Regions from separate parts of the Mus musculus genome. Here region 1 is linked to region 2. The links are chromatin loops, found by intact Hi-C in ENCODE. Cell type or tissue: heart. All regions are shown on one strand. Each heading gives the region's core, and the rest is flanking DNA. Links, peaks and the distances in the headings are about the cores only.

Region 1 (10,203 bases), core at 1,153-9,152, 210 kb after region 2:
CAATGCTGTTTCCTCTGTGCCCTTGGCAGGTGGCCCTCCCTCTCTTCCCTGGTACGAGATGCTCGATCGCTCCAAAATTGTCTCTCAGAGTCCCGAGTTTCAGACCGGGACCGCTAACCCTGCTCCGTCTCTCCCCAGGGATGCCGTTCTGAGTGCCTGACTGCCTCGCCCCGCCCCGAAGGATGGCCTTGGATGGGCATTAGAGGCACTGCGGCCCTGGGCTCGGGCTCCTGTCCCGTCCGTCTGTCTGTTATCGTCTGTCTCTCTTGACATCACAGCAGCTCCGCCCCCTCCCGTCCCAGCCCCCAACGTCAGCTTCCTGCAGGCCCAGAGCCGGCATGAACTCTCCCAACGAGTCGGGTAAGAGCTGGGATGTTGGAGAGGAGCCTCTTGGGGCAGTTTTGAATGCAGTGGGCTGTGTGGGTTTCCCGCCCAGGCCAGCTGACTGCCAGTGTCTGAGATGTCGGGATTGAAGGGGTCAGGAGTGGAGAATGTCACAGCATCAAAAATCTTCCCGGAAAAACAAATGAAAAAACAGAGGCCAACTGTGAGACAGACCTGGGAATCCACGGCTCTGGGAGAGCCTGGGTCTCCCTCAGCCCCATGCCTGCCCTTGGGTACCTGAGATGGAGGTGTGACTTTCCCTGGGTAGCCTGGGACAGTGTTGGAAGCGTTTTCCTGGAGACAGCTCGTGCTACTTCTCGTGGTGATGGCTTTTTCCTGTGCTGTACCTTTTTCCTGGTGGAGCTTTAAAGAGCCCAATGCCTTAGGCTATACAGTGTAGGGATAGGAGTGGGGTTATGTGTTTGTAGAAGAGTCTTGGCTCTTTGCTGAGTGTAAGGAGATGACCTTCTTCCTCTTGGTGGATTCTTGTGTTGGGGGTCTTTGACTCCCATTTCCCATTCCTTTCTGCTAGGACCTTGCTGGGTGCTGCCAGGAATAGTCTGTGGGTGGGACACAAGGTAGCTCTGTTTGGGTGTGTCCCGACGAGTGTGCCTATGAGGGTGTGTCCAAATGACTTGAGCCGGACCCTCAGGAGTTCCCCAGAAGGTCGCAAGTTAGCATGGTCGGAGTAATCGCTGTCTCTTGCCCCTAGCTGTCTCCTTGTAAACAGTCTGAGATGGTCAGTGCCTCTCCTGCTGTATCCCGCCCAACCCTAGCCCTTCCCAGCACTGCCTGGTCCTGTATCTTTTTCTGCAAGCATGGTTAGATGGATATTTTCTAGAGAAAAGAAGGATGAGGGGATTGGATAAGAACTGAGCTGCAAGAAGCAGGGAGGGACCCAGCCCCACACTGGGGAGAGCCGTTCCCCAGCTGTCTTCTCACTGCTTTTGTATTTCCCACTGGGGTCTTCCTGCCCTCGCCTTCATTCAAACCCCTAAGGGTCGCACCAGGTGGGCTCTGGAGCTCTGGCTTCCTGTCTCATCCTCTGGTCATCAAAGGGACAGGAAGAGGCCTGATGACTATCCATCGGTCCCTCAGCTCTGCTCTTCTATCAGACAGGCAGAGGCTGCCCAGGGACATCTGTTGGTAGCTTGGGGAGGACATTTCCCAGCTATAGGGGTTCTTGCTCTTGCAGCGAGTTTCTAGGGCTGTGTTCTAGTCACTGATGGTCCAGGTTCTCCTCGTAACCATCCTGCCTGAGCTGGGTGGGAGCGGGCTGTAGCTGGAGATCTCTGCTAGCTTGGCAGCTTCTGAGCTCTGGTAGGATAGGTATTCTTGGTGACCTGTCTCTTGGCTGGCTTTCCAGCTGCCCCCAGCAGGGGGAGATGCTGTCTTTTCCGTGTATGGGAGGGAGAAAGAGAGAGGGGCACAGGATATAGAACTATATTTTAAGACTGTTGAGTCTTGTGCCGAGAGGTGACCTGCTGTGGATCTTCCCTTAGTTTTTTTCTACAGCTCCGGGGCTGGTTATTCTAGTGGGGTCCAGCTGCCCTGTGGCATGGAGACAACCGGTCTGCACACAGCTTTTACTCTTTGAAGGGGCTCAGCATCTGTTCTCCAAGTTCAGCTGGCATCTGGGTTGGGGCTTCCTCCGATGCCCTGAAGCCTGGAAGAAGCTGGAATTCCACAATAATAAAGTGACTTTGTTTTCAGAGCACATAGGTGTCCACAGCAAAGTGGACACCTTGCAGAAGGCCCTAAGAAAGATTGGGAGCCCCAGGACAGGTTACAGACAGGAGGGGGTGACGAGTATGACCGATCTCTCCCCACATCCTGGCTCATTCGGTCCTCCCTTCTTAGGGCATACAGCCGCAGGGCAAGCACAGCAGGGCACTTTCTCTCTCTTCCCTGGTTCCTCTCAGCATAAGAACAACTTTTTCTTTTTTTTTTTTTTTTGAGGCTGGCCTGTGGTGGACCAAAAGACAGGAAATGGTCCATCCCTTCAGTCGTAGCCAAAAAGTCAGCATGCAAGTTCCTGCTAAGGTGTGGCAGGTGGAGACGGAGCAGTTAGCTTCTGGGCCCACCACTTTGGCCAGTGGGCATTCTCTCTTTATATCTCTGGGCTGGGCTACATGCTAGTACTTGACCTGTCTACCTCTCTGGCCATCTGAGGAACTCTGCTCCCTGGAAGAGGCCAGTCTGTTTCCCTCTACCTTTTTCTTTAGGCGGGGTGGGGGTGGGGTGGGGTGCAAATGGGGTGAGGGGTTCTTTATTTTTTCTGGAGCCAGTCCTGTGTGTACGTTCCCCAGCATGGGGTTAATGATGGCTAGGATTTGTAGCAGCTTTGACTTGGAAGAGCCTCCCTGGGACCTAGGACCTCAACTGCCCTGGTTGTACCCTGTTCTCAGGGCCATGGCTTAGAGAAGGACAGGAATGTGGCCTGCCACGTGATCCCATCTAGATGTTTGTTGGTGGGGCCCTGGAGAAGGCATCTAGGTTCCTTCTGCCCTGCGTGGGAGGAAGATGAACCGCATGATAGCACCTGTCTGCCCAGCACCTCCTAGCGCCCTCTATACTTTCTCTCCTTTCCTTTCCCAGGAGGGAGGGCGACTGCCCCCTCCCTTTGGGGTGACCAGAGAAACTGGGGCATGGGTGTGGGGTGGAGCCAGGAACCTTGGCGTCCTGTCTCCCTGCCTCAGGCTCTGCTACCGAGCCCCTGGGAGGGCAGGCAGCCAGCCAGCGGAGGAGAAAGTGGGTCAGCGCTGGCCCGGGCAGGGGTCTGGGGGGGAAGACCCTTGGTCTCCTTTGTCTATAGGTGCCTTGGCTGATTGGAGTCTGCTTTCTCTTCCTCTGCTCAGCTTCCTTCCAGAGGGATTGGAGGCTCAGGACTGGCTGGTGAGGAGAGGCAGTATCAACCCAGAGAGGAAGTAGAAGATGACAAAGTGGGTGTCTATAGTCTTCCTACAGTTGGGTTTAAATGAGAAGATTCAGCCAGTAGCTAACTGTGGACCTGGGTCGTGGTGGTGTCTCGGCCATACTGACAGGTCCCAGTGTGATCAGGCTCAAAGGAAAGAACTGCAGGGGAGTAGGGTTGATGCTTGCTGGGCACCTCCTAGTCCAGGGTCTCTGGACCTTGGGCAGAAGACTTCTCTTCCCTTTTGGTAAGGGCTCCAAGCCAGCCTTTGGGCCCAGGAAATGAGATTGGGCAGAGCTGGAGGAGGCACCATTGGGCTCTTCCTTCTGCTCCAGCTTCAGAGGATTTGGAGGCCGGGGTGTAGCCTTAGAGTCGGGAGCAGAGGCACTGCTGGGAGAACAGAGCTGGTTCTGTAGCCCAAGCTGGGCTTCAACTTGCTGGTGCTGGTTCTGGATGTGTCTCGTGGACTACACCCTCAGTGAGCACTCTGGGAGATTTATAGGGTGGGACTCGGGAGCCAGGGATGGGAAGGGATGGGAAAGTAGGCAGGAGAAGGGGGCGCTATAGTAGGAAAGCCTGAGGCTAGACATTAGGAAGACCTCATTACATCATTTGCATCTTGGAAGAAGAGAGAGGCTTGTCCTTGCTCCCCCTAGACCTATCCCAGCACGTTTCCTCAGAGCTTTTTGGGAATTGCGTTGAAGATGGAGACTTGTCTTGGGAAAGAGTAGAAGTCATGATAGCGCCAGTTGTTCTCACTGAGCCCTGGCCTTTGAGTGCCTGTGTCCTCAAAAGAATTGTGAGGAATCCTCTTTACCAAGTTTAATAGCTTAAACCTGTAGTCTCAGCAGCGGAAAGGCTGAGTCAGGAGAATAGTTGTGTGTTCAAGGCTAGCCTTGGCTACAGAATAGGACTCTGTCTCAAAACAACAACAACAAAAAAGGGAGACCTCTTTTGACATCAGGCTAATCTAGGGTCTCAGGCGCTTTGCTTTCAATTTGTCCTAGCTGCTCTTCTCCCCTGAGCAGGTCTTCCTTGACTCTCTTCTGGGCCTGGGGCAGGTAAGAGTGTGCCAGGACAGGGCTAGCCAGCCCTTCTGGTTGTTCCCAGCGTGGGTGGGTGGAGCCTCGTCTGGGAGGGGCCGCTGCCCACGGCCTTCTGGGCTCCCTTGTGTCTGGCTGGGACTGTCACTGGTAGAGCCTCTGGTCTTCCCTTCTCTTCTTGAGAGACCTAGTTGATCTGGATGCAGCTGGAGGAGGGACGGTAGACAGGCAATGGTTTCCAGTACCAAGCTCCTAGATTGCACAGGTCTTCTGCCTTTCCATCTAGAATCTGTCTTGGCTGTAGCTTTAGCCTCCTCCCACTTTAGTTCCTGGTCTACCACTGGGGAACAAATCCCCGAACCCCAGCATCGGCTGCATCTCACCATGCTTGGGAAAGCTTGCCTCTACCACCACCACCCTTGTGTGTGTTTTCCAACCTGAGGGAGGAGGCCCCGGTGGAGTCCTGGCAGAAACTTGGAAGATGAGTTTCTGGAGTCACAGCCACCATGTCCTTGGTTGGACTGCTTCTCCCAGGCTCCTGACAGGAGGGTGAGGTCATCCAGTCCAGAGAGAGGACAGGTGTCCCTGGCTCTGTGCCTGGAGTGGGGGGCAAGGAGGGGCCAGGAGGGGTCCAAAATAGTAACTGTGACGTCACGAAAGGGGGAGGAGCCTACAGACCCAGGAATAACCGGTCTATTAAAAGGCTGCAGTGAGGTCAGGGGGCCAAGTGGGATCTCTCTATCAGTGGGAGGCACAACTCGGGAAGAAGGGGGGTCAACAGTAGGTGACACTGGCAGTGGCACCAGTTTTGATGGTACAGTGACCCCCATGGCCCAGGAAGGTGGAGAGCTGAGGCTACTCTGCCAGGCCAGGGTGCTAACAGCTGCTGGAGGGCCTCCAACCCCAAGTCTTCCTGTTTGGGCGCTGGAGGTCCTGTACCTGGGGCAGATGTGCATAGTCTGCCCATGAGTTATGGTGGTCAGTGCTTCAGACCTCTGGTCCCTATCACGTGAGCAGCTCTGTGAGGAGAGTGACTTCCGTCTCGCTGTACTGTACCTCGGTTTCCCCATCTTGGCCTCTTGCTGGTGGTCGTTGTTAGCACGAAGGCAATGTTTGCGGCTTGTGGTGCCCTCAGCTGGGGACGCTGCCAGGAAAGCATTGATTGAGCCGAGAATGGGCAGGTGCTGTCCAGTCCCCTGCCTGGGCTGGGCAGAGCCAACCCAGAAAAATCTCTCTGGTCCCTGGGAAGAGGCCGAGTGCCAGAGGGAGCACTGCAGAATGGGTGGGAGAGCTGCCACCCCACTGCTATTTAGGGTCTCCCTGATAGTAAAAGGCATCTCCCAGCTCTGTGGGAAGGCAGAAGTTACACAAACTCCACAGGCTGTAAGGAGGAGGTGCGAGGTTAGACCAGGTGGTTGGGTGTCTGTCACCTCTCCCTAGTCTTTCTGATTCCTGTCCTCGCTCTGCACAGAAAGGGGGAAGAGAGAAGATCCAGGCTGGCTGCTTGGTGTCCAGTCCGTTGTTTGCCCCCAGCAGTGGCCAAAGCTGACCCCAGATGCATGGGTCCTCTGCCTGCACCCTTCTCTAGTCCAGCCACTGGCCACCCAGGTCTGTGGCCTTGGCCCTGAGTGCAGGCCTCCCTTGCCCCCCTCCCCCTTGACTGGCGCTTCCTCCTGGGGTGGAACGCGCCTCCCCCCATGGGGCCTCCGCCAGGCCTGGGCTCCTGGCAGCCAGCCGGCGGCTCCCTGAGCATGCTCCACCTATTTATAGACAGGGCCCTCCCCCAACTGCTATTTCAGTCTCCTGCCAGCTGCCGGCGGCTCATTCGGGGAGGAGGAGCAGGGAGCCAAGCCCAGAGCTGTCACCGGTGGCTCTGGGAGGGAACACAGAGAGAGCCTGCCTGCCCACTGAGCTCCCCTTCCTGTCCCCTGAGCACCCAGCCATAGCCCAACTCCTGGAACCTTTGGACAGACTTTGGTCCACGCTCCTGGAGCGGAGAGCAGGCCCTTCAGCCTCATTAGCCTCCCTGCGTCTGCTGCCTCCGGAGCGCGCCCAGGCCGGATGAGGTGCCTCCTTGCCTCGTGGGTCCCAGCGGCAGTGGCCTGAGGGAGTCCTTGAGCAGCCAGCTGGCCCCGCTGACCACCTTTTCCCTCACCGGCTTCCGCCTCGGGCGGCCCCTCCCTGGCATGCTGCTGGTGCCCAAGGCACAGGGGCTTGTGGAGATGCTGCAGACCATCTATGAGACCGAGTCCTGTTTCTCAGCAGATGGCATGTCAGGCCGGGAACCATCCTTGGAAATCCTGCCACGGACTCCTCTGCACAGCATCCCTGTGGCAGGTAAGTGGCTGCGTGTCCCCACCTGCCCTCAGCTCTTGGGCATCCTGGCGCCTGGTTTGAGCACCTCACTGTGAGTCTTCCTCCATCGGGGTCCTGCTTCAGCCTTTGAGGGTTTTGTTGAACATCCGTGGACTGGAAGAGCTGTGCTTCTAAGGCAGCCTCCCTTCCTTCCTTGCCCAGGGCTGTCCTTTCACGGTGCCTCCTAGCCACCCTCCGCCTCATCCCTCCAGTGCCTCTGCCTTCAGCAGGGTCAGCCTCAGCTGCTAGGGGCTAGGGCTTCCTAGAGGATTCTGGCCTAGTTGGACCATGGTCAGAGGGGGAGGAAGTGGGTCAGTGACCTGTCTCAGGCTGCCTGCTCTCCCCACAATTGAGCAGAGGAAGAAGTTGTGCCTGGAGTACCTGCAGGAGTCAGAATCCGAGCCTCTGTGGCTTGCTTTGACCTGGTAGTGACTTTGGCAAGTTTTTGGTCAGGAGGCTTCTGAGAATGGACTCTTAGGAAGAGCCTTGTTGGGATAGGGTTGAGCAGAGACTAGCAGCTGGGGTGTTTAAGGATTTTGGCTTAGTTCCTAGTTACCTCCTAGCTCTTCCTTCCCTGGGCTGTGGTTTCTTCCCACTTTCTGAGGATAAGGGATGTGTTATTTTGACCACAGGTGGGCTTAAAGACCTCCCCCCCTAACCTCAGCTCGAGGATTCCTAGACCTGCCCACCTTCCCTGGGGGAGCTTTTTATTGATCCTTGGTAGGGGGTGGGGTCCCCCCAGAGCTGGCCACTCCTTCTGTCACTCCCAGGAACCTGTTGCCACCAGGCTGGCACCACAAGATGCTTCCTCCAGGGAGGGGCCTGCTGGACCCATGCCTGCTTGGTCCCTCCTGGCAGTGGCTGGCTTGGTACTTTCGAGAGAGAGAATATGTGTGTGTGTGTGTGTGTGTGTGTGTGTGTGTGTGTGTGTGTGTGCGCGCGCGCTAGAGTTCTTGACTCTGGATACATGGGTGTGGATCTGAAGGTTTCAATTAGAAGGTGGAAGCTGTATCTCTCTCTGGTGGGTACCTGTGATTTGGCTCTCTGCTGTCCAGGGCTAAGACTTGAGTAGGATTGCGCCGAGTCAGAAGAATGTTTTGGGAAGGTTTGGAAAATCCTTGGAACGTGATTTGCTGTCAGCTCGGACGTGGATAGGGATGTCCGTTCAATATCCTAGGATAGGGCATAGTCGTGGAGACCAGCCCTGCAGTGTGCTTACCAAATCCCTGGGATGGAGCCCAAAAGGCTGCTGCTTGCTCAGGACTAATGGAGCTATAGCCCCTGTCCTCAACCCTCAGTGGCTTCTGCATATTCACGTGGTCTCCTGGGAGGTTAAGGAATGTCTGAGGAGCATCGCCTAGGGTGGCTTCTAGCTGGTCACCCACTCTGCACTGAGCTGCCAGTTGGCCCCAAGTTCCCTCTTGTTTACTCTTCTTTGGTTCAGACCCTAGAAACCCTGAAAGTTTGGGACCGTGTTCTTCTATCCCTGGATATACCCCAGCCAATCCTTCTCTCTAGATCTCCAACTCCCCCCCCCCCCCCCTTCCAACCTGGCCTTCTGAGTGTGGCGCAGTCCCTGCTGGCAGGAGGGAGGTGTGAGTCACCCTAGCAGCTCAGGGAGAGGGCTAAGAATGTTCCCCTGAACAGTTCTGATGCCGTGTCTGTGACGCGGCTGGGGACAGATATAGGCCTGGAGCTTGGCTGCCTTTTTTTTTTTTTTTTTTTTTTTGGACTCTGGAATGTAAATAGTCGTTTCAAATAGAAACACTTTAACCTTTGGGTTAAAAAAAAAATCCTCCCTAGATAAACATGGCCATGAGGGCCCAGAAGCCTGGTGTTTCCCTGCAGTCCCTTTTCCCTTCACCACACACCCTCTCCCTCCAATTTCTTGAGCAGTCTCCAGACGAGAGACAGAAGCCTACAGCTGACAAAGCCGGTTTCCAGGGGTGCTTTCTCGGATGGTGTTGCTGGTGTCCCAGCCCAAGGGGCCTTCCAAGATCCTGCCTCTCTGTCCCTTGTAGCAGCAGGTCCTGGGAACTCTTACTTAGGGACAGCTTTTGCTTCCTCTGCTGTCTGTCTTGTTGGCTGCTAATACCCCCCCCCCACCACCACCACACACACACCTAGCACTGTGGGTGGTACTTAGATGAATGAGTGTTGGATGAGGAGGTGGAGGGCCCGCCTTCTGGCAGGATGCCTGGGTGCTATTCTAGGGCTTGACCTGGTGGCTGGATAGAGACAGCTACAGTGAGCACCTAAGGGTGAGTGAGCCGGAGAGGGAGAGAGAGACACTCACTCGGCTCTTCTTGCTCAAGGAAGGGGAAAGGGGCCGATTTCCCCTTCCACTGTGGATGGCTCGTGGTGTCTCTGTCTAGTTACCCTGTGACTGCCCAGTGTGCAGCGGGCACCTCCATATACTAGGCTCGGCCCTAGCTTGAGGATCCTGTGATCTTTCCACTGTGGGGTTCCCAGTGGTTGCAGAGTGGGGCTCCGATGTCCCCTTGTACATTTCTGGTTGAGCCGAGGCCTTGGATCCTGGGGGAAAGAATGGCTGAGGAGGCTTCTCTCCCAGCCGAGGGAGGCCAAGTCTGGTTTGTGCCAGGAAGGATGCTCTGGATGTTGGGAAGTCCCACGGGGTTCAGGTTTGCAGCCGGGGCTTTCCCTGCCTGTTCCTATTTAGGCTCCTGAGGCCATTCCGAGCATGGCTGTGCGTCAGGAATGTGTAGGTGTGGGGATGCCAGGAAGATAGGAAGGGCAGGACTTGAGTGGAACTAATATTGTAATCCACGAGGCGACAGGGATACCCGGGACTTTCCTTACTGGTATCTTTTAGGAAGGGATGTTACTACCCTCGTCCCATAGTGGAGAAGGGTTAGAGATGTGAAAGAATTTACCCAGAGCACAGAATAAGTAGACGCTTAGATTTGAACTCAGGTCTGTCTGTGTGGGGCCATTGTTAACCTACACAAAAGCTTTCTCTCACATTTCTTTAAAAACAGTCCTTTGTCTGGGTGGGTGTGTCCTCAGAGCTAGTGTCTATGGCTTAGCAACCAGAGCATGGGCTGGTCAAACTCCAGTTTGTCCCTTCAGTTGGGTACCCATCTGCAGTACCCAACTTGTACAACCTTATGTGGGAGGCCCACCTATACCTCCAAAATCTGTACTCCTAGAGAATAGGGCTCATTCTTGCCCCACTCCTGGGGTGTCTAGGAGTAGTCTTCCCCCACAAATACTTGAAACTACTTGGCCAATTATCTCTCTCCCTGAAGGCGATTTGGCTCAAAAGAAGATGAGCCTAAGAACAGAGGCAGACAGCCTCTCCTGCCCCCATGGCCTGCTACCTCATCTTGTTTTTGAGACCCTCAGCTGTCCCTTCCCCTCTGCACAGCTGCCAGACAGGAAGTCAGATTAACCGTGTCCACACACAGCTGTAACAGCTGTCAGATTGTCAACAGGAATGAGTGCAGGCAGTCCAGGGACTGGGAGACAGTGGTTCTCTGGCTTTGA
Region 2 (10,203 bases), core at 1,122-9,121:
TGGCACAGGGCTGGTTACCATCACCTCAGGCATTCAGGACATTGGCACCTACCACACAATCTTCCTGCTGACGATCCTGGCTGCCCTGGCGCTGCTGGTGCTCATTCTGCTGTGTCTACTGATCTACTACTGCAGGTGAGTTCACCTGGGGCCCTGTCCCACCTTCTCTCACCACATCCCAAGCCCTGCTCCTGTGCTCTGCACTGGGGTCCCAAAGATGCTTCTAGAAGATCCTTAAAGTGCTTCCAGGAAAGAATGCCAATGCAAAAGCTAAGACTCCAGAGACTGGTGGCTTTAGAGAATGGGGTGACAGATGGCAGGACCTGCAGGCCTTGCCTCTGCAGAGACTCCAATCGCGGCTCCAACCAGCCCAGCTCTCACTCCCAGAGCAGGCACTCCTAGCTGCTGTACATGCCAAACGTTGCCAAGTTTACCCCCATGAAGCTGAACGGGTGCAGCTCCTAGATGAATGATCTTCTTTCTACAAACAGCTTCTAGACATCATCTGGGTCCCCCACCATTTCTCTCGAATGTTCCAGGCATCCTTCATCTCCACCTCACTGCTGTCTCCATCCCTTATGTCAGCAGCTGTGGCGGTTTACGGAAATACCTTTACTTTCGGCATCCCTGAGCGCCTGTCTCTTTCCTCCTCTGCAGAAGACGCTGCTTGAAGCCTAGACAACAGCACCGCAAGCTGCAGCTCTCCGGCCCCTCGGACAACAAACGAGATCAGGCTACGTCGATGTCTCAACTCCATCTCATCTGCGGGGGACCCCTGGAGCCTACGTCGTCGGGAGACCCCGAGGCCCCTCCCCCAGGCTCCCTACACTCGGCCTTCTCCAGCTCCCGAGACTTAGCATCCTCGCGGGATGACTTCTTCCGTGCCAAACCGCGCTCCGCCAGCCGACCGGCCGCCGAGCCTCCTGGTGCCCGCACCGTTGAGGGTGCCGGGCTCAAGAGCGCCCGCTCCGTCGAGGGTCCTGGCGGGCTGGAGCCCAGCCTGGACGAATACCGGCGGGGTCCAGCCGGGGCCGCGGCCTTCCTGCATGAGCCTCCCTCGCCGCCGCCATCCTTCGACCATTATCTGGGCCACAAGGGGGCGGCCGAGAGCAAGACCCCCGACTTTCTGCTGTCACAGTCGGTAGACCAGCTGGCGCGGCCGCCGTCCCTCAGCCAACCGGGCCAGCTCATTTTCTGCGGTTCCATCGACCACCTCAAGGACAACGTGTACCGCAATGTCATGCCCACCCTGGTGATCCCCGCACACTATGTGCGCCTGGGCGGAGAGGCGGGCGCCGCGGGAGTGGGCGACGAAGCCACCCCGCCGGAGGGCTCGGCCGCCGGCCCCGCGCGCCCCTTCCCTCAACCCGACCCCCAGCGCCCCCTGATGCAGGGCCACGCGGGTGCGGGAGGCGACAGCGGTGGCGGCGAGGGCTGGGGCGGCGGGCGCTCCGCACCGGTCAGCGGCTCGGTCACCATTCCGGTGCTGTTCAACGAGTCCACCATGGCGCAGCTCAACGGCGAGCTGCAGGCTCTAACCGAGAAGAAGCTGCTGGAACTGGGAGTGAAGCCTCACCCGCGCGCCTGGTTCGTATCCCTGGACGGACGTTCCAATTCACAAGTGCGCCACTCCTACATCGACCTGCAGGCGGGCAGCGGCGGCCGCAGCACCGATGCCAGCCTGGACTCAGGCGTCGACGTGCACGAGGCTCGACCTGCGCGCCGCCGGCTCCCGAGGGAAGAGCGGGAGCGCGCGCAGCTGCCCGCGCCGCCGCCGCCCGCGCCCCCGCGCCTGGCGCTCAGCGAAGACACAGAGCCCAGCAGCAGCGAGAGCCGCACCGGCCTCTGCTCGCCGGAGGACAACTCGCTAACGCCCCTGCTGGACGAGGTGGTGGCACCCGAAGGCCGGGCAGCCACGGTACCCAGGGGTCGGGGCCGCAGCCGTGGGGACAGTTCCCGCAGCAGCGCCAGTGAGCTGCGGCGCGATTCGCTCACCAGCCCGGAGGACGAGCTGGGGGCGGAGGTGGGCGACGAGGCTGGCGACAAGAAGAGCCCGTGGCAGCGGCGGGAGGAGCGGCCGCTAATGGTGTTCAACGTCAAGTAGTGCGGCCCGGGGGTCACCCACCGCCCCTGCAGGTTCCCAGAGTGCGCGCCCCGGGATGCTATGGCGGAGGGGCATGCGCTCTTATCCCGGAGAAGAGCTCAGGGGTCGGCAGAGCTCATCTGTGGTATGTGCTGGGGGAGTGTCTTGGGAAGGGACCCTGGATTGGCCTCCAAACAGAGGGAGGTGGGAGGGACCCGGTCCCCCATGGGAGGGGCTGGGGAAGAGGGCTGGGGTGGGGGAGCAGTGCCTGTATAAACGTGGCTGTACATAGAAAGATCTATTGTGGGAGAGCAGGAGGGGCGAGCCAGCCTCAGCTGCTAGGGTGAGGGCTGGGAAGGGAGGGGCAATCTCTGTGGACCCTTGGGAGGGGAGGGGTGCTGCTTGGATGTCACAGGGCTGGTGGCTGGGGCGATCCTGGAGACTAGAGGATAATGTGATAACACTCTTGACAACAAAAAAAATACAAAGCTGGTGAGGTTAAAGCTCTGTCTTTCTCTCTCTCTCTCTCTCTCTCTCTCTCTGTGTGTGTGTGTGTGTGTGTGTGTGTGTGTGTGTGTGTGTGTGTGTGTGTATGTGTATGTGTATGTGTGATTTTTTTTTTCCTATGGGGAATGCTGGTATCAGAGGGCCCTGGCGCAACAAATCAGATACTATTCAGAAAGTGTACAAACTTTATTGGAGCAACACACGCACACGCGCACACACACACAAGCAAGCTCACAGAACACCTGTGGCTCGGGAAGAGCACCTGGCCACAAGGTCCACAGAAACCGGAAGAAATGGCAGTTTGATACGGGGCTTTTGGCCACAGCCTTCTTTCCATAAAAGAAGGTTTTAGTTTGAGGCTCCACCTCCCATGGTGATAGGGTGACTCAGGATGAGTAGGCCGGGGAGACGTTAGGGGAGGAGGCGCTAGGGAGGCCTGAGTAGTGGGTACCCTCGGAACAGGGTTCCCAGGACTGTGGAGTTCCTTAAGTCTGTAGCCCTTCCTTACAGTAGCGGTCTTGGGACCGGATCCCTCAAAAACATGTCCCAGCGAGGAATCTTCTTTCGCAAACACTTGGTTCCCCTGGCTGAACAGTGGAAGCCACCGGGGCAACAGTGACGTCCATCTCTACAGCAGACACCCTGGATAGTCAAAGGAGAGTAAGTACTAGACAGGGCAGAATACAGCCCATGGCCACACCCAGCCCCAGAGTCAGGGTCACACTGACCTTTAGGTAGGGACAGCAGGCCCAGACTCCTGCACTGTCTTTACAACAGGTCTGGTTATCATGGCAGAAATGCCCTTCTCCACACTCCACATTCCCAACCTTAGGGCCGAGGGTCAGGAGCACGGGAGGCTGGATAAAATCGACATCCTTCTCACAGGTCCTCGCCTTCACATTGCAGGTGTACCCGGCCGGGCAACAGTGCTGCCGGTCCTCACAGCACACAGCCTGTGGAGCGAGGGGATGGGATCACACTCATATCCCAAGAACACAGCTCCCTTCCCCCAGGGCGGTGGGGTGGAGACTCACATGGGGCAGCTGGCAGCAGGCCCAACTTCCCTTGAGGCTTGGGCAGCAGGTTTGCCCTACTGGGCAGCTGGTATGCTGGTCACAACCGATATCTCCAATTTGGAGCGGGGTTGTCTGGCGGGCAGGTATCTTCTCCAGGCCAGCCACCATTGTGTCTCCCTTCTGACAGTACCCCTGAGCCAGACATGTGAAGCCCTGAGGGCAGCAATGCTGGTTGTCTGAGCAGCAGACAGCCTAGGGGTGGGCAGAGAAGAATGTCCCTACAGAGGACCATGGGAGTCTACCTCTCTAGCTCATAGCTTCTCCTGCTGGGGACAGGTCACAGCACTGGGTACCCACCCTGGACTAGACAGAGTGCAGAAGAAATAAAGCCACGGGACTCTTGCCACCCACCTGCCCAGGCCAAGATGCTATCTCTACCCCCTCAGGGCTGCCTCCCTTTCTATGTTACCTCTGGGATGGGACAGCAGCCCCAGTCCCCAGAATTGAGTTTGCAGCAGGTATTGTTTGTAGGACACCTAGTGAAGTCATCACAAGGTGTATCACTCTTCAAGATCTGTGGGTCTGGCAGGCGGAGGGGGGCTATGACCTTCTTCATCCAGGGTACTTGGAGGATACCCATTTCGCAGGTTCCTTTCTCTGTGTGACACTGAAACCCTGCCGGGCAGCAATGAATGTGATCCTCACAACACACGGCCTAAGGTAGACAGGGCAAAGCCAATAAGCACTGGTACCAAGCTGGCTGCCCCTTCCGCTTGGACTGCAGTGCCCACTGCTCCCAGGTACCTTGGCAAATGGACAGCAGCCCCAGGCCCCAGTGTTGAGGCGGCAGCAGGTATATCCTTCAGGGCAGCTCACCTCCATGTCGCACTTCACCTCCTTCACTGTGAGGTGGGCAGAGACCAAATCATCAAAGGCAGTGGGACCAGGTGCGGAGAACGGAGCACACAGCTAACCCAGTCACAGTGAGCCTCATGCAAGGCCAGTGGAGAGGGTCTACAACTGCCAGGTCCCTCCATGCGGCCATCAAAACCCACCCAGCTGATAGCCATTCCATAACTGACAAGAACCCCTCTTTATTGAGGGAATGAAATGGGGTCTAGTTTGGTCCTGTACCTGGGTATCCAGGCAGCTTGGTCAGGAGATCCGTGGTGTAGTTCTTGGATAGGCACTTACTCTGGATCAGGTCACATACAGTGTCCTGGGGGCAGCAGTGCAGGTGGTCGGAACAGCAGATGGCCTAGGTTGGGACAAGTATAAGTCTCTGAACTCCAGTAGTGAGGACAGGGAGCGAGCCAGGCTGATAGCGTACACTATTTCAAACCGCCACTAGGGGGCAGCATGAGCCTTAGAGCTCTCAGGGATCAGCCCAGTGCTTGGAGCCTCCTTGTAAGACTATATATGGGCTCAGGGGAATCCAGCCATTCACTCACATTGGGCATTGGACAGCAGCCATACTTCCCAGTGGGTAGCTCACAGCAGGTAGAATCATCGGGACACTGGGTCTTAGCATCAGGGCACACGACAGAAAAAGGCAAAGACACTGAAAGAGCAATGAGGCATGTGGAGGGGTTGCCAGGATGGTGGGGACTTTTTCCCATCCAAGAGTCAAATGTGGCTTCACCCCCCAGGTGCTGCTGGCTGGGTGGCTCCCAGCCTCCTCACCTGCCCTGTTGGTCTTTTGTGCAGGGAACTTCTTTAGTAGGGTGTGGGTGCCCGTGGGTGAAACGCATCGTGTGTGAACCAGGTCACAGGAGGCCCCATGGGGACAGCAATGCACTCTGTCTTCACAGCAAGAGGCCTGAGAAGAGACAGATAATCCTCAATCCATCTGCATCAGCCCCAGGTCCCAGTTCCACCCCGCTACCCGCTAGTCACCATTTCCCTACACCTGTACCTGGGGCATGGGACAACATCCCCACGAACCATCAACCATAATGCAGCAGGTGGCAGAGTCAGGACATTCAAACTGGCTCCCAGGACACTGGACAGCACCCAAGGGGTTATCTGCAAATAGAAGAACCCAGAATTCCATTAATCTAGTCAGCAAAGGCCATTCACCAGGACCGTCAAGAAGGAACTGCTGGTCCAGCTACAGGAGGTTTAGTGGCCAGTCCCAGGGCTTAGGTGATCTCCCAGGTAGCCCCTACTGCAGAGAGACAACTAAGGCATCCAGTGGTGTTAAACCACTCCAGCATGGCCTCTCCGTGTCCCCAGACCCCTAATTCGGCATCCTTATCTGTCACCTTCTTCTCTCAGAACTGCCCCTCTGTTCTGGAATCAGGGCCACCCAGGCGGTTGGGCTCCTGGGCCCTTCAGGTGCCACCCGATGTCCCTCCCCACATGCCCCCCTCCCCTGTGCCCCACAGCACCTGACATCTGGAAGCAGGATTTCCCATCTGCACTACAGTGGAAGCCCTGGGGGCAGCAGTGGTAGCCATCACCACAAGACACACCCTATGGACACAGAGAGGTCTGTGTGAGCAAGACGCTTTTGCTTGGGACTATTAGAGTGAAGGAAAGAGGTAAACACAGATTTTAAGCACACACACACACACACACCCCAACTCCCCAAGCCAATGGCACTGTCACCTTAGAGAACGGGCAGCAGCTGGAAGTCCCAGACACAGTGAGAAGACAAGAATAGCCAGCAGGACAGTGGCCATGGGTCTGGCAGGAGCCATCTAGATGATGGCTCGTTATTCTAGGCCATGTGTCCTGGAAAGAAGAGATGACATCAACCAAAGGGTCTGTGCCAGCCTTGCTCTGGTCAATCCAAGGTAGCCAGCCCTTCAAAAGGCCCGGGGTGCCAACTGGGGCAGGAGGCACTCACCAGAAGAGGGTTACAGCAGCTGTAGTTGGCTCCTCCCTGGTCAAGGCAGCAGGCAACAGGGCAGAACTGCCCATCTGGACACTGTGTTCCGGCTACCAGCCCTGCCGCGAAGGCCAGCCAGCTCATCAGGACCCACATGGTCTGCCTACAAATGCCAAGCAAAGTTTGGCAGCCACCTTAAACTCTGTGCCACCTTCTACTCTGAGGCCACGCACTCCCCTGTGCTCTGACCAAGGCCCTGGCTTCATTGAGTCTTCTCAACAAGCCAACAGGAAAGCAAGCAGATGTGTCGCTTGTGTCAGCGTCCTACCAGTGTGCAGCAAGCGCACATGCGTCAGCTGGCACACACTGTGGGCATGAACACGTGTGGATTCATGGCCTCACATACGGCTGAGACTCTGGGTAAGTGGGGGGGGGGGGCACGGGGTATGGCAGTCAGGAAGGCATGTGGCTTTTGTGGCTTTATCTATGGGACTGTGGGCTAACTGGGAGGCAGAGGAGACCTCAGCAGACACAGGAGGATGGCCAGCCCCACTGCCGGCACTGAACTGCCACCTGTAGCTTTCAAAAGCCTTGGGGGATGGAGAGGGACAGTCATCAGTCACATGATCATATGGGAAACCGAGCAGTGGAGAAAGTTGTAAAAACAGAAGTGCAGTGGTCAGTGGGGTCTGGTCTGGCTTCCCTATGGGCCAGCCACCGCCTACCCACAACTGTCCCCCCACCCCACCCAAGGGAAGGGGACACAGAGACTGGATCAGCCTTAAAGCTAACTTCATGGTGAGCCCTTCCCGACATCACCAGGGCACCTCAAACGGACCGCCTCCGTCTCTCCCCCCTCAGAAACCGAAACTCAGCTGCAAGTGGGAAGACCCAGCACAGTGCCTCACTGCCTCAGCAGGAGGAACCGAGCCTCTCACTTCCCTAATAAGCCTTTCCCCAGCCCAGCTGGCCTACCCAGCAACCCAGAATGACCCAACAATATTCAAAGACCCTCTAGGGAGTCTTTCTCCCTCTCCTTACTGTATTTCTCTGCAACAACTATGCAAAACAGTAATTATAATATTACTTTCACTTTTCAAATCCATGCCTAAGGATCAAGTCAGGGAAAAAAGACGGGATATGGGACTGGGTTCATATGCCAACTGGTCTCCCTGAATATTGTCAGAGAAGGACCCTGAATCCCAGAGGCCAGAGGTCCAAACAGGACAGGACAGAGCATTTTTCTGGCAGGTGACCCAAGCAGGATAGAAACAGGGTGGGAGCCGGGCGGTGGTGGTGCACACCTTTAATCCCAGCACTTGGGAGACAGAGGCAGACAGATTTCTGGTTTTGAGGCCAGCCTGGTCTACAGAGTGAGTTCCAGGACAGCCAGGGCTACACAGAGAAACCCTGTCTCGAAAAACCAAAAAAAAAAAAAAAAAAAAAAAATAATAATAATAATAATAATAATAATAATAAAATATTTAAAAAGTAGGTACAGAGACTTGGGTTTTAGTCCTGGAAGTGACACTCTATGTCAGAAATTGCTCCCTGTGTCTCAATTCTTCTCTGCCTGGACACTGGTGGCTATGAAAGACAGGAAATGCCACCCACACATGGCAGGCATGCTTTTGATCCCAGCATTTGGGAGGCTGAGGTAGGAGGGTTGCAAGTGCCAGGCCAACTTGGGCTATAAGGTGAATCCCAGGCCAGCCTGGGCTACATAGAAGGATCTGCCATCTTTCTCTTTCCTTCTCTAGGTCTTTTCAAGTGCCCTTTCACCTAATTCAAAGAACATCCCAGAGGCCATCTCCTAACCAGGAAGGGGTAGGGAAGACCCAGTTCCTCTCAACGGGGCTAGGGAGTGGTGAGCCCCTGGCCACCTCTACACTACACAGCTAGGGAGAACTGGAGCCTTTCAAAGCCCTAGCTCCGACATCTTCCACTAGGTGGCACCCCCCAACTCTGAGTGTCGAGGGGAAATGAATTTCCTAAAAGGTGAGCCAATCCAGATGAGAGGCAGCGGGGGAAAAGTGGCGGGGAGAGGCGGAAATTAGCTCTCTCGCCCCCCAAGAAAGGAAATAAAGCTGACACAACCCAGGGACTCAGCCATCACGCCCTGGTCCTGCTCGCAACCCCTTTGAGCTCTGGGGGCCAAGGGCCGGAGATCCCCACCCAATGCACGCCGCCGCAGAGAACACTTGCAGCGTCCGAAAGAGAAAGAGCCGGACCTGGAGACAGAGGTGGGAAGTACGGACAAGAGAGGAGCTGGCCCAAGAGTGGGGTGGTTCCTGTCCTGGAGAAAGGCCTGCAGCTTTCCGACATGCTGGGCAAGAGAAGCCTCTTATTGGGGGGGAGGGGGTGCGGGGAGGTGTCTCTACAACAACTGCCCCCACCCCTCCAAAAAAGAAAAGAAAAAAACAACCTCGTTAGTGCATCAGAAACCCCTAGGGGAGTTTCAAGAGGCAGGTCTTCTCTTGTCTCTGAGCTGAGACTCCAGAGGACCCTCAATTGCACAGGCAGCCTGGTCAGGCCTCTGGACCTCTGGACAGTAGCCGGGGAGATTGTCTGCAGAGGGTCCTCCTACCTGCGTCGGGGTCCGGGCTCCCTGGGAGGCATCTGGCGGTCAGCTCCAGGACTAGGGCTTGGCCGCACGATGGCCCGCCCACCTCAATTTCCATTAGCCATTGCTCGGAGATCCAGGGCTTCCATTGGTTACTTGTCTACGTAGAGGCGGGACTCTCCTGGAATGCTGTGTTTCTTTTCTACTCAGTTCACATTCCTCCTCCCTTTCCTCTTTCTCCCCACACCCCATTTCTAGGGATCATGTGATTAGAGAATCATATGACAACATAGCCCGCCTCCCCCAGGGCAGAGCTTGCTGGTTTGGGTTCTGGCGGCAGAGTGTTGCAGAGATGAGACACCTCATGCCTAAGGGCACCCACAGTTAGGAGAGCTGCCCTGAGGGCACGCGTTCAAGGTCGTTTACTGGAGGGTGTCTGCTTCTGGATCGGGACTTTTGTACATTCCTGTCTCTTCACGCCTGGCAGACAAGGACTCGAAACCAGTTGGAAGATGGTTGTGAGGGTGAAGATAAATAGTCCCCAGGTTTGAATGGGGAGAGTGGCTTAGACTAAATCTAATAAAGGTTCAAGGGCGAGTACCGGGCACTGTAGATGTGTGTAGGGAGGAGGCAGGAGATTGGCTCAAACTGGGGGGAAGAAGAGATTTAAATCCATATTGATAGCACTGCATTAAATTGAAGCTGAAAGAATTTTAAGAGGCTGATAAGGTGGGACAGAGGAACTTGAAACTAGATTGGGAAAGACAGTGAATCCTTTCCTTGGGTAGTTTATATCTTGTTCTTTACAGACAGCCTCTAGCAAGGGTTGAAAGCCACGTTCAAGATAAGGGCATTAGCCAAGTGTGTGGCACTGCCTGTGGAGTAGGCTGGTGGCTGTCGAGATGGAAGGGGTTTCCTTGTTTCAGCTGTCCCCACCTTCGAGGAATTGTTATGGTGGGTGAATAGAGACCATGGGGGTCAGCCATACAGTTCAGGACAGTGGGAGTCTTACATAGAGAGGAGTGCATGCAGGGTTGTGGAATTCCGTGAGGGCTTCTTACACTGGAGTCCCAGAAAGTGTGTAAGACTGGTGCATCATTCTGCATCCTGATGGTGTTAGCATAGGTGTTCCATGACATTCATACAGGTGTCCCCAGAACAGACCATTGCTTATGCTTCTAGTGAGACACAGCCATCTGCG

The links. Hi-C counts contacts between places; a loop is a spot of excess contacts. Peaks named below come from ENCODE experiments on the same cell type or tissue, not always from the same donor. Only the 100,000 strongest peaks of a DNase experiment are listed, where the experiment ranks them.
Region 1: it touches region 2 in a loop (3.0-fold over the local background); 3 of 42 quality-filtered maps call a loop at or near these places.

Annotation. Positions count from the first base shown.
Region 1 is chr11:102,214,891-102,225,093 of GRCm38, reverse strand. It overlaps Hdac5 (histone deacetylase 5), which reads left to right. Exons shown (of 27, transcript NM_010412.3): 2 at 139-360; 3 at 6,607-6,678. The coding sequence starts at 339. Among named protein-coding and RNA genes, the nearest start is that of Mir8101, 10 kb to the left of the region's middle. In heart, for the core only: CTCF peaks have their summits at 1,757 (motif pointing right) and 6,143; DNase peaks (open chromatin) are centred at 5,023, 6,103, 8,303, 8,803 and 7 weaker places; H3K4me3 peaks cover 5,312 bases; H3K27ac peaks cover 6,556 bases.
Region 2 is chr11:102,429,364-102,439,566 of GRCm38, reverse strand. Grn (granulin) reads right to left here and starts at 9,060. Exons shown (of 13, transcript NM_008175.5): 1 at 9,027-9,060; 2 at 6,458-6,602; 3 at 6,217-6,342; 4 at 5,997-6,081; 5 at 5,522-5,631; 6 at 5,290-5,425; 7 at 5,058-5,167; 8 at 4,741-4,864; 9 at 4,411-4,508; 10 at 4,076-4,321; 11 at 3,625-3,858; 12 at 3,319-3,543; 13 at 2,758-3,232. The coding sequence starts at 6,595. The coding sequence ends at 3,095. Fam171a2 (family with sequence similarity 171, member A2) reads left to right here. Exons shown (of 8, transcript NM_199200.2): 7 at 9-135; 8 at 658-2,586. The coding sequence ends at 2,104. In heart, for the core only: CTCF peaks have their summits at 1,875, 4,737, 4,939 (motif pointing right) and 8,384 (motif pointing right); DNase peaks (open chromatin) are centred at 4,956, 6,376, 7,296, 8,476 and 7 weaker places; H3K4me3 peaks cover 2,858 bases; H3K27ac peaks cover 2,937 bases.